Linked DNA regions of Homo sapiens: all the other regions are linked to region 2. A link is an interaction called in ENCODE POLR2A ChIA-PET data of the cell type or tissue named here. Cell type or tissue: PC-9. All regions are shown on one strand.

Region 1 (4,000 bases), 140 kb after region 2:
AGCCCAAGGTGTACAGGGATCTCTTTACAACAGAACGTGTTCTTATATATGAGTTATTTGAAATAGCTTAATTATACCACTATACTGTCATTAATAATGGATAAATGTACTTCAAAGTAATTTATTAGTTTGTCTGTGAATATGTCTTTCCTTGTCTCTTTTCCCCCTTACCTAGAATGTAAACAAGAGAGAAGAGAACTCCAGATCTGATTTTCATGGAGGAAGGTGATACAGATCATTATGGCTGTAAGGGGAGGATTCTTGTGTTTCCCAGGTGTCCTGAAACCATTCACATGGAGCCTAAGTTAAAATGCTCTGGGTTCGGGAGTGTCTTCCTGGAGATCACTAAGGGCTTCAGGACTCCTTGAGATGGAGTTTTCTTTTCTCTCTCTCTCTTTTTTTTTTTTAGTATTTTAAAATGTATTTCGTTAATTAGCAGCAGTATGCCAAAGTTGTTCCATTATTATATTTTGTTCATTCTTTTGTACAAGTGTCTTCCAATGTGATTTGATAATGCCAACAATTTGCAAGTGATTTTATTGCAGCATGACTTTGGTTCCCAGGAATGCTGAAGCACAGGTCCTAGAACAGAGGCTTGAAAAGGAAATAAAAGGGATTTGATCATAAATGCTTCTGGGGTTGGCATACCAGATCATTTTGAGCTCAAATAGGAGACAAAAGAAAGGATGTTGGGAAAGCTGTATGGTGGAGAGGCTGAACTGTTGGAATGAAAAGACAAGAAGCATATTATTATGTTAATTCCAGCACCCTAGATCTGCAATGCTGAAAGGACTGCCAAAACTAAAGCTTGTCCTACACCACGTTCATCACAAAGAAATTCTGTTTAGACGTTGAGTTAAACTTTCTCAACTGTATTCAGTACAGGATTAAGTGGTTGAGATGGGCCATTCTGCAGTTACACTGTTTCCGTTCCAGTCTGGGTCTCCTCATGTATTAGCTGTGTGGACCTTGGGCAGGTAACTCCTTTGTGCCTCAAAGAAATGGAGATGACGATAATACCTACCTCAGTGGGGTTATTGTGAGGATAAAATGCGATTAATAGAAAATAATTAGAATGGTGCCTGGGATACATACTGCTCATTAAACATTGTATATTTTTATTATTAGTGCACTGTGCTATAATAGGATGGCTATCTAGAAAACATCATGCAATTTGTAATGCACATTTATCATCCAGTTAATTGAAAGAGGTAGTGATGGGACAGTGGTGGCAGACATTGAATGCTCAGGGATGAAAAATGAGACAGGTTTTATCTTGTTTTGTTTTATTTTTGCCTCTCATTAGGTATCCACCTACTTTTCAAAATTGTGTTATTTTAATCTTTATTGCATACAGACATATTCTCAGTAAATTGAGGCCACCATATGGAAGTGTAAGGATGAAGCCAGGCGCAGTGGCTCATGCCTGTAATCCTAGCACTTTGGGAGGCTGAGGTGGGCGGATCATTTGAGCCTACGAGTTCAAGACCAGCCTAGACAACATGGATAAATCCTGTCTCTACAAAAAAAATACAAAAATTAGCCAGATGTGGTGGCATGTGCCTATAGTCCCAGCTACTTGGGAGGCTAAGGTGGGAGGATTGCCTGAGCCCAAGGAGGTCGAGGCTGCGGTGAGCTGTGATCATACCACTCACTTCACTCTAGCCAGGGTGACACAGTGAGACCCTGTATCAAAAAAAAGAAGAAGTATAAGGATGAAATCATAAGCTTAGGTCCTAGTTCTTTTGAGTGAGTTAGAACCTATATAAAATTTTCTCCTTTTGGAATTTTATTTTTCTAATGTTTACCTCATTATTTTCTGACTATAATAGAAAATTATCCTTAAAGTTTGCCATTACAAAGGGAATTGTACTTCTTTAAAATGCCAATTAAAAATATCTTCTTGTTGTTCTTATATATATTTTTAAGTTATATATGCATATGTTAAAATATTTAAGTGAAATAGGAATGACATAAAAATAAAATCTTCCTCCTCACTACCTCAACCTCCAGTCCCATGCTATAGAAGTAAATACTTAAATTAGTTTGCTGTAACAAATTACCACAAACTTTGTGGCTTAAAGCAACACGAATCCATCTCATAGTTGTGTAGCTCAGCATTCTGAAATGCGTCTCACTGGGTGAAAAATTAAGGCATCAGCAGGACTGGTTTCTTCCTGGAGGCTCTAGGGAAGAATCTTTTCCTTGCCCTTCTCACGTTCTAGACCCCACTATTAACACTCATATATTGTTTCAGAAATGTTTAATGCTCCTTGATTTTTATCACCTAATTGTATATTTTCTAGAACTCTCCATTCTTTTATATACAGCTACATACTGTTCTACTATATGGATGCACCAGATGTTATGTGTCCAGCTCCCTGTGTTAATGGAGTCTTGGTTTATTTTCAAGTTTTTATTTTCATAAATTGCATCATAAATAATATCTTTATACTTTCATATTTATGCATTTTGACAAACAGATCCATGGGATAAGTTGTTCTTGGTGTAGTTTCCAGGTAAAGCAGGATGTACATTTACACTTTTGATACTTCTTTTTAAATTGCCTTCTCAAAAGACATCTATTATCTTTCCCTCCAGTGATGAGTAAGAGTTCATATTTCCACACGGTTTTGGGGCGCTCGGGAGTTTGTTTTTTTTACAAAACTTTTAAAACTTTACCACTATATATATAATATATTTATAATATATATTTATAATAAATATCATATATTTATAATATATATTTATAATAAATATTATATATTATATATTTATAATATATATTTATAAATATATATTTATAATAAATATTATATATTATATATTTATAATAAATATTATATATTATATATTACATATTATATATTTATAATAAATATTATATAATATATACTATATATTTTATATATATTATATATCTTGTATATATTATATATATAACTTCTCTTTTTACTTCGTTTCACTTGAGTTATAAATTTGCCATGTTTGGAGGTTTTCGATGGTCCTAGCAAACCAGTTTCCCTAGAAGCAACTTCCCTTCAGTCCGATTCACATCAAAGATGTGACTTCAATACCATCTGATGTTCAAGCTATTTATTTTAGCAGTGGTCTTACAAGTCGGATAGTGGGAGCAGGTGGGTGGCATGGGCCAGATTCAATCAGAGGTCAGATGACTGCCTGTCCAGGAGGGTCTCCATCTGGAGACTATTCTCAGAGTTTGGGAGATTCTTCCCATTTCTTCTACCTGCATTTAGTTCAGTCAATTATCAGGCGTTTCTTTCATAAGAGGAGGTTAAGCTAGTCTTATAAGGGTAAGCTTTGTTAAAGGTTTACGAGATTTGCATCCGTGATGAGGTGGCCTTATGTCCTGGAAATCCCTGGGCCAGCTTGGAAATCCCCAGGCCAGGTGGCCTCACGCTGCTAAGTGGCACATAGTGTCAGTCCTGTGAGAGCTTGTTAATGCCTTATAGCTATCATTAATCTTGTAGTCATGATATGTCTCCTATAGGATGCTACACAGTTGGTTTTAGCATTTTACTATCGTTTTGTTGTTGATTACTTTTGTTTTCTTTCGTTTTTTGTTTCTGTTTTTGAGACAGGGTCTTACTCTGTCATCCCGGCTGGAGTGCAGTGGCATGATCATGGCTCATTGCAACCTCTGCCTCCCGGGTTCATATGGAAGGCAGAGGATTCTCCCACCTCAGCCTCCTGAGTAGCTGGGACTACAGGTGCACACCACCGCACCCAGGTAATTTTTGCATTTTTTGTAGAGACTGGGTTTTGCCATGTTGCCCAGGCTGGTCTTGAACTCCTGGGCTCAAGCAGTCGGCCCGCCTTGGCCTCCCAAAGTGTTGGGATTACAGGTGTGAGTCATCGTGCCCAGCCAGCATCTTACTATGTTTATTAGCCATTTGGATTCCTTTTTCTTTGAATTGCTGCTTGTTAATATATTGGCCCTTTTTTCTGTTACATTATTAATAATGCCAGGAATTATGCT
Region 2 (4,000 bases):
GCGCGCCACCACGCCTGGCTAGTTTTTGTATTTTTTTTAGTAGAGACAGGGTTTCACCATGTTGGCCAGAGTGGTCTTGATCTTCTGACCTCGTGATCCACCCACCTTGGCCTCCGAAAGTGCTGGGATTATAGGCATGAGCCACCGCGCCCAGCCTAATTTTTGTACTTTTAGTAGAGAGAAGATTTCAAACATGTTGCCCAGGCTGGTCTGAAATTCCTGAGCTCGAGCGATCTGCCTGCCTTGCCCTCGTAAAGTGTGGAGATTACAGGCATGAGCCATTGTGCCCAGCCACATAAGTCCTTTTAATTCATGTTTTCTTTGCTGGGGAAGCGTACATTGCATGATGGATTCAGATCCTCAACTTTCTTTTTTTTCTTTTTTTGAGATGGGGTCTCATTTTGTCACCTAGGCTGGAGTACAGTGGTGTGATCGTGGCTTACTGCAGCCTTGACCTCCTGGGCTCAAGCAATCCTCATGCCTCAGCCCCCAAGTAGCTGGGACTACAGGTGCACACCGCCATGCCTGACTAATTTTTGTATTTTTTTTGTAGACACAGGGTTTTGCCATGTAAGCCAGGTTGGTCTAGAACTCTTGAGCTAAGGACAGTCCGCCTGTTTTGGCCTCCCAAAGTGCTAGGATTACAGGCTAACTTTCAATTTAATAAAAAAAATTAATTTGTGCAATTGGTTGTTATTTTATAGAAGCCTAATTTCTAGAATATGGGATATAAACAATTTAATAATGTTTTCACCAGTTAGTTTGATTGCTTTCTAAATTAGGAAAAATGAAAACAAATAAACGATGGGCAAAAAAGCTGACTGGGGACAGTAAGGTCTAAGAAGGCAGCCTAAGTGGAAAATTAGCCCTTACTCACCATTTAGGGTTATGGGGGCTGGGAGCAACAGTCCTCACTGCTCACTGACTAATCTTTATCAATCTTATTTAATCTTTATTGAAGATGCATTAGCATTTTTAATTTAAGTGGGTTTTTTTCCTCTTTTCTTTTGGTGGGGGGTGTGGGCGGCGGGGGAGTTTCAATATGTTGACCAGGCTGGTCTTGAACTCCTGGCCTCAAGCGATTCTCCCTCCTCAGCCTCCCAAAGTGCTGGGATTACAGGCATGAGCCATTGCACCCAGCCTTTTCTATTTTTCATTTCAAGAGTTTGCTTTTTAAGAATTAAAATTGTGTAATTATGACAGTTTTTATTGCAGTACTCCAAGCTAGAGAAAAGCATATATAAATTAATAGTTTTCCCTTCTTCTCCCACAGTTCTGTCTCTGTTGTTAACACTTTGCTGAGTATTCTTCTGTACTTGTTTTAAATGTCTTTAAACATATAGGCAGGGTTTTTGTGTGTGTGGTGTTTTTGGTTTTTTTTTTTTTGCTGTTTTTCTTCCTTTGTTTTTATAAAAACAGGATCTTGCAGCCTGGTGTTTTAAATTTAGTAGTATGTCCTTTCAAAAGGCAGGTATTTACGAGACAAAGCTGCATTTTTAAAGCACTGGTGAAGTGTGAAGAAAATGAGACCGATTAGGGAAGAAAACCCGAGAAGCTCAGAGTTTGGGTGACCCTGGGGATGTGGGAAGGTGGTGAAAATGGTACCCTGAGGGTAGCATGGATGGTAAGTGAAAGAGGAAAAGGTGTAGGTTTGCATAAAAGAAACTGATGGAATTTGGATGCCCAATAGCAGACCCAGGGGAATGATACCAGGGGAAAAGATGGACAGTTTTGTGGGTAAATTAGCAGTGATTTTGATTCCTTGTCTTGTTAGCTGCTGATGGAGATACGTGTATCAGCATAATACCTGGCTAGTTTCCATGGCCGGCAAGAGCCAGTCCTGCAGTGTGACCACATCCTGTCCATTCTGGGTCTTGGTGGCAAGCCAGGATGATTCAGGCAGTTGGGCTTTATTACGTTATCCCTTCTTTGCCCTCTGAAAGCTGAGTTTTGAAATAGTTAGGATCTTATACAACATCTCAGATTCAGCATGCTGTGCAGGAGGTGGGGAGAAAAGGGTACAAAAGAGGAAAATGTTCAGTGAAGGTGTTATTACAATGGAGGGGAATATGAAAGTGGAAATTGATACCTTTTCCTCTTGGGATTTAATTAAGTCTATAAAATTAAGGTGTTGCAATACATAATGTCTATGATTTTTTTTTACCAGCTCTAAATCTCTGAGATGGCTGTGTTTTAGAGCTGCATGTTCTGCTTATTTACTGCCTGTCCTTTACATTTCAAATTCATTCAATATTTTTCCAAAGTACAGAATAGTTTTGCCTAGTTGCAGTAATTTTCACCTAGACTTCAGGGATCTTCCATCAACTCTTTTATGTATTTTTTCTCCTTTGTTTTTCCACTCTGGTCACTCAGTTCTAGCCAAGATAGTCCACCTTATTTTAGCACTTGTACTATGTCTCTGTCTCTGTCTGTCTGTCTGTCTGTCTGTCTCTCTCTCTCTCTCTCTCTCTCTCTCTTTCTCTCTCTCTCTCTCTCTATATATATATATATATATGTAATTTTGAGATGGAGTCTCACTCTGTCGCTCTGACTGAAGTACAGTGGTGCGATTACAGCCCACTGCAGCCTTGACCTCACAGGTTCAAGTAATCCTCCCACCTCAGCCTCCAGAGTAGCTGGGACCACAGGTGCACACCACTATGCTGGCTATTTTTTTTTTTTTTAACCTGATTTTGTTTTTACTGGAGGCTCAGGTGGCCCAACTAATTTTTAGAAATTATTATTTGCAGAGATGAGGTTTTGTTATGTTGCTCAGGCTGGTCTTGAACTTCTGGGCTCAAGTGATTCTCCCACCTCAGCCTCCCAAAGTGTTGGGATTGTAGGTGTGAACTACTGTGCCTGGCCTTCTACATTTTTTTTTTAACCATTTCATAGTTCCCTTTTTCTTTGAACACTTGGTCCAAACTCACTTTTCTTCTGGATTCATATTTTCTGATCTCACCTATTATGTTATAGAACTGATATGTTACGTTTGTTTTCATTGATGCGTCTGTACTTGGCTTCAGAGAGCAGAACAAGGCCCTGTGAGTCACTGGGAGCCAGATTTTGGATCAAAATAAATCACTTTCTGACAAGTGTAGTTGTCTAGTAATGGAATGAGGCAGTCTTCTTAGGAAGTAATGAATTCCCTGTCACCAAAAGGGAGAAGCTAGTGAGCCACTTGCTGAGAATACTCTATGGGGAGTTGTCCTTAGGAAGGGGTATATCTAGAATGATCTCTAAGGTTCATTCTTATTCGGATTTCTTTGATTTTTATCATTCCAGGTGTTCCAAATAATTTGATAAGTTTATGTTTTTTATACTTTTCCCACCACCAGAGCAGTGTTTCCAACATGGTTAAATTGTTCTGCTTTAATGTTTGGCATTTCACACTATTTGATGACTGTAAACATTTGGAATGTTTTCACAGTGTCTCAAAACTTTATTTTGATTTATGTTTTGCTTTATTTTCAGAAGAAAACTAATGGGTAATATAAAGCTTTAAGATGAGTGTATCTCTAAATTTGGAGAGCTTTCAGTGAAACTGTACATTTTGAAGCTACGTGGTTGCATTGAGGGAGGTCTACAGCCTCCAGAATCTTCTTTTTCACACACACGGGCACATGTGCATGTGCATGACTTTATATTTTGTCATTTACGCTTAGTCATATATATATATATATACACAAATATATATACACACACACACACACACACACACATATATATATATATATATATATATTTTTTTTTAAGACCATATTTCGCTCTCGTTGTCCAGGCTGGAGTGCAATGGCATGATCTCAGCTCACCGCAACCTCCACCTCCCAGTTTCAAGCAATTCTCCTGCCTCAGGCTCCCGAGTAGCTGGGATTACAGGCATGCACCACCATGCCCAGCTAATTTTGTATTTTTAGTAGAGACAGGGTTTCTCCATGTTGGTCAGGCTGGTCGCGAACTCCTGACCTCAGGTGATCTGCTCGCCTCGGCCTCCCAAAGT
Region 3 (4,000 bases), 130 kb after region 2:
AATTAATAGGATTCAGAAGAGTAGAGTTGATGATGTTCACCTCATTGCGATGTACTCACCCATTCATTTATTTTGCATTACCCTTCCTGCCTGGGGCCAGTCAGCAGAGGAGGGCAGTGAGTCACTCCAAGGTCAGACAGTATTATTACCCTCTTATTGTGATGGGCAAATCCACCATTAAGCTTCAGATTGAGAGAAACACCATTGAGTTGGCAAATGCTTTCGATGTGTACGTGCAGAAAGTCATATGTATCTACAATTTTCCAGACAGCGGCAAAGAGAAATGGAAACTCTGTGCTGTATTTTAATTGGCTGCAAAATGTTTCCTTCAGAAATTACCATTCCATTAAGCACCTACTCTGTGCAAACGCTTTGCAAACACTGCTGGGAATAGCTGCATGTATAAGGGCATGCCTACCTTTATTAGACTGTTCAGGGGAATAAAATGAAGTTACAATTTATTCTAATACTAGAATGCAGTTCTCTCCCCATGGACTGCACCTTTCAGGATAGTGGCCTGAATCAGAGCAGAAAACACCTGCTGGATATCCTCCAAGTACACAGTCTGATTAGTGCCCTCTGGGAAACATGGAGGCAGATACTACTTGGCTCTCCAGCCTAAGGGAAGTATTATTAATTAAAAACTTAAAGCCAGGTTCTTCTCTGTGTATGGTTATGCATGTCCTAGATGGCCTTGAAATTGATCTGTTCTCCATTAGCAATCTGTGAATTGTACTCCTGTCTGAAATTGAGTAGAGGTCAGAGCTATGAAGGTTGAATTCAACAAGAATTTTTATGAAGTATAACTAGAGTTAGTGCTCTGCTCTAACTGCTTTTGGAGACAGACTTTCCCCAGTGTATCCCATCAAATCACAGACTAAAAACAGTCTATTTCCCCTTATTCTTGGCCAGATAGGACCTAGGCACCTGAATTTTTTTTTAAACTAGATTTCCAGGAAATTTTATTGAAGGCTAACAGCATAGCATTTCATGTTGGATAAAGAAGATGCACAAGACGGGACATGGTAAGACACACCTGTAATCCTACCACTTTGGAAGGATGAGGCAGGTGGATCACTTGAGCTCAGGAGTTCAAGACCAGCCTGGGCAACATGGTAAGACCCTGTCTCTCCAAAACAAACAAACAAACAAACAAAAAAACAAAAATTAGCTGGGCATGATGGTGTGCACCTTTAGTCTCAGCTACTCGGGAGGCTGAAGTGGGATGATCACCTGAGCCCAGGGAGGTCAAGGCTGCAATGAGCCATGATTCCATCACTGCGCTCCAGCCTAGGATACAGAGTGAGACCCTGTCTCAAAAAAAAAAAAAAAAAAAAAAAAAAAAGGCCATATGCAGTGGCTCATGTCTGTAATCCCAGCACTTTGGGAGGCCAAGGCAGGTGGATCGCTTGAGGTCAGGAGTTCGAGACCAGCCTGGTCAACATTGTGAAACCAGTCTCTACTAAAATACAAAACAAATTAGCTGGGCATGGTGGCAGGCACCTGTAGTCCCAGCTACTAGGGAGGCCAAGGCAGGAGAATTGCCTGACCCCAGGAGGCGGACGTTGCAGTGAGCTGAGATCGTGCCACTGCACTTTAGCCTGGCCGACAGAGCGAGACTCTGTCTTAAAAGAAAAAAAAAAAATTCACAAAAGAAAAATTGTATTAAGTACAATTTAATATAATTTCTTACAAGTTTATTACCTAAAACTTTGCAAATAATTGAAGTTAGAAGCTTTGGATTTTGTTTTTAGAGCTTAATCCTTTTCTGTAAGTGGAAATCCTTTCCACTGGTTTATTTTCCTTTTGATTTTATTTTACTTTGACACCCTAAAGGTTTAGTGTTCCTGTTTTTAAATCTACTGATCGTTTCTTATGAGATTCCTTAGAGTGCCCTTTAAGTATGCACAGATTTTGCAAATGCATTCATTTTCTTATTTGCCAGGGTTTAACACTGGCTATGCACATGTTAGCTGAATAACCTTAGGCAAGTAAATTATCCTCTCTGGGCCTCGATCTTGTTAGCTATTAAGTGGGAATAATGACAATTCCTAACTCAAGGGTCTGTTGTGAGGATTAAATGAGTCCTTACATGTGACATACTTGAAATAGTACCTGGTGCAGAGTTAGGGCTGGGTGAGTGTTAGCTATTGTATTATTATTTCATTGCTGTTTGCATATATTTTTAAAATGTATTTAGGATTTTCTTTTTTTTTTTGAGACAGGGTCTCACTCTTTGCCCAGGCCGGAGTGCAGTGGTACGATCTTGGCTCACTGCAACCTCCACCTCCCAGGCTCAAGAGATCCTCCCATCTCAGCCTCCCAAGTAGCTAGGATTACAGGCACGCCCCACCATGCCTGGCTAATTTTTTTTTTTTTTTTTTTTTGTATTTTTGGTAGAGACAGGGTTTTGCCATGTTGCCCAGGCTTGTCCCAAACTCCTGAGCTCAAGCGGTCTGCCTGCTTTGGCCTCCCAAAGTGCTAGGATTACAGGCATGAGCAACTGCGTCTGGCCAGGGTTATTTCTTAGGGATAGCATTCCAGAAATATAATTAAAATTTATTGATCCAGAAATATAATTAAAAATAATTGATCAAATGGTAGAAGACTTTTTAAATTTATATTTCATCAATTTTACACATTTGTTAGGTTTTAATGTTTCTACTACTTGTGTGTGCCAAAAAATTATTGATTTTCTTAATCGTTTTCTATGAGTAGAAATCCTTTCCACTGGTTTGTTATTTTCCTTTTGATTTTATTTTACTTTTGACACCCTGAAGGTTTAGTGTTCCTGTTTTTAAATGTACTGATTGTTTCTTAGGAGATTCCTTAGAGTGCCCTTTAAGCAGAGAATATCTTTCCCTCTCCTTCCTCTTCCCTTCACTCTTCTCAAAACTATAAAAATATAATACTCATTTCTACCTGTTTTCGTGGCTTTTATACTTTCAATGTGTTCATCTACATGAGATTTAGTTTGATGTGTGGAACAGCAAGAGAGTTTAAATTAAAAATCTTCCCCTAAATGGCTAAATGTCCCAGTGCCATTTACAGTGTGGTACCCCTCCTGTAATAAGAATATTACATTCTTATCCGTATTAATTATTTCTTATTCAAACTTACCAGTGGCATTTAAGAAATCATTAGTTCAGTTGTTTATAGGTAAGAAGACTCATTCTTTATCTGCTATTTCAAAATTAAAATCATTGTCTTTCATAGATATTTTCTGAAATGAAATATGGAAAACAATTATTTTTACAATGAGACTTGGAAAAAAATCAATACTAAGTTTCTTTTGTATACAAGATAGCCAATAATACCTAGGCCTAAAACGTTCCAATCTAGTTTTTTGTCTGCTAATAGGTGCTCAGTATGACGGAGCTTTTCTTGAGGACCATTTGACCCTGTGTCTCTCTTTGCCTTTCCCCTTATGAAAATAAGCTGACCCCTACATCCAATCAAATCATCATAGCAAGGTTTTCATCATTTTTTATGGAATGTCAGCCTTGCCACCTGCTTGCCTGGTACCCAATACATATAATCTCTCTTCAGGCTGCAACACACAGCACTTGAGGCAGGCTGTCATTAATTGGAGTTACCTCCAATTGCCTACTTCTTATTCTATTCCTATCAAAAACCCAGCTGACAGGTACACAAGGGGCATAGCCCAAATTACATGTAATCCATAAATCTCTCCATTTTTTCTTAAGTCTTAGTTTTCTCTTGATATAGGATTTTTTTTTTTTTTTTTTGAGATGGAGTCTCACTCTGTCGCCAGGCTGGAGTGCAGTGGCACGATCTCGGCTCACTGCAACCTCCACCTCCTGGGTTCAAGCGATTCTCCTGCCTCAGCCTCCTGAGTAGCTGGGACTACAGGCACGTGCCACCATGCCCAGCTAATTTTTGTATTTTTAGTAGAAATGGGGTTTCACCATGTTGGCCAGTATGATCTCAATTTCTTAATCTCGTGATCTGCCTGCCTTGGCCTCCCAAAGTGCTGGGA

What was found. ChIA-PET counts read pairs that join two places held together with the same protein. Peaks named below come from ENCODE experiments on the same cell type or tissue, not always from the same donor. Only the 100,000 strongest peaks of a DNase experiment are listed, where the experiment ranks them.
Region 1: POLR2A ChIA-PET joins it to region 2 with 5 read pairs; 7 of 35 experiments call an interaction of 5 or more read pairs at or near these places.
Region 3: POLR2A ChIA-PET joins it to region 2 with 7 read pairs; 5 of 35 experiments call an interaction of 5 or more read pairs at or near these places.

What each region holds. Positions count from the first base shown.
Region 1 is chr12:32,249,295-32,253,294 of GRCh38, forward strand. All of the region lies in intron 2 of BICD1 (BICD cargo adaptor 1), which reads left to right. Among named protein-coding and RNA genes, the nearest start is that of BICD1-AS1, 140 kb to the left of the region's middle. RefSeq lists enhancers at 1-499, 3,149-3,488. In PC-9, no CTCF peak of the experiment used is centred here; no DNase peak of the experiment used is centred here.
Region 2 is chr12:32,114,015-32,118,014 of GRCh38, forward strand. The region is part of intron 1 of BICD1 (BICD cargo adaptor 1); the gene reads left to right. Among named protein-coding and RNA genes, the nearest start is that of BICD1-AS1, 8.6 kb to the left of the region's middle. In PC-9, no CTCF peak of the experiment used is centred here; a DNase peak (open chromatin) is centred at 1,887; H3K27ac peaks cover 3,224 bases.
Region 3 is chr12:32,240,899-32,244,898 of GRCh38, forward strand. The region is part of intron 2 of BICD1 (BICD cargo adaptor 1); the gene reads left to right. Among named protein-coding and RNA genes, the nearest start is that of BICD1-AS1, 140 kb to the left of the region's middle. In PC-9, no CTCF peak of the experiment used is centred here; no DNase peak of the experiment used is centred here.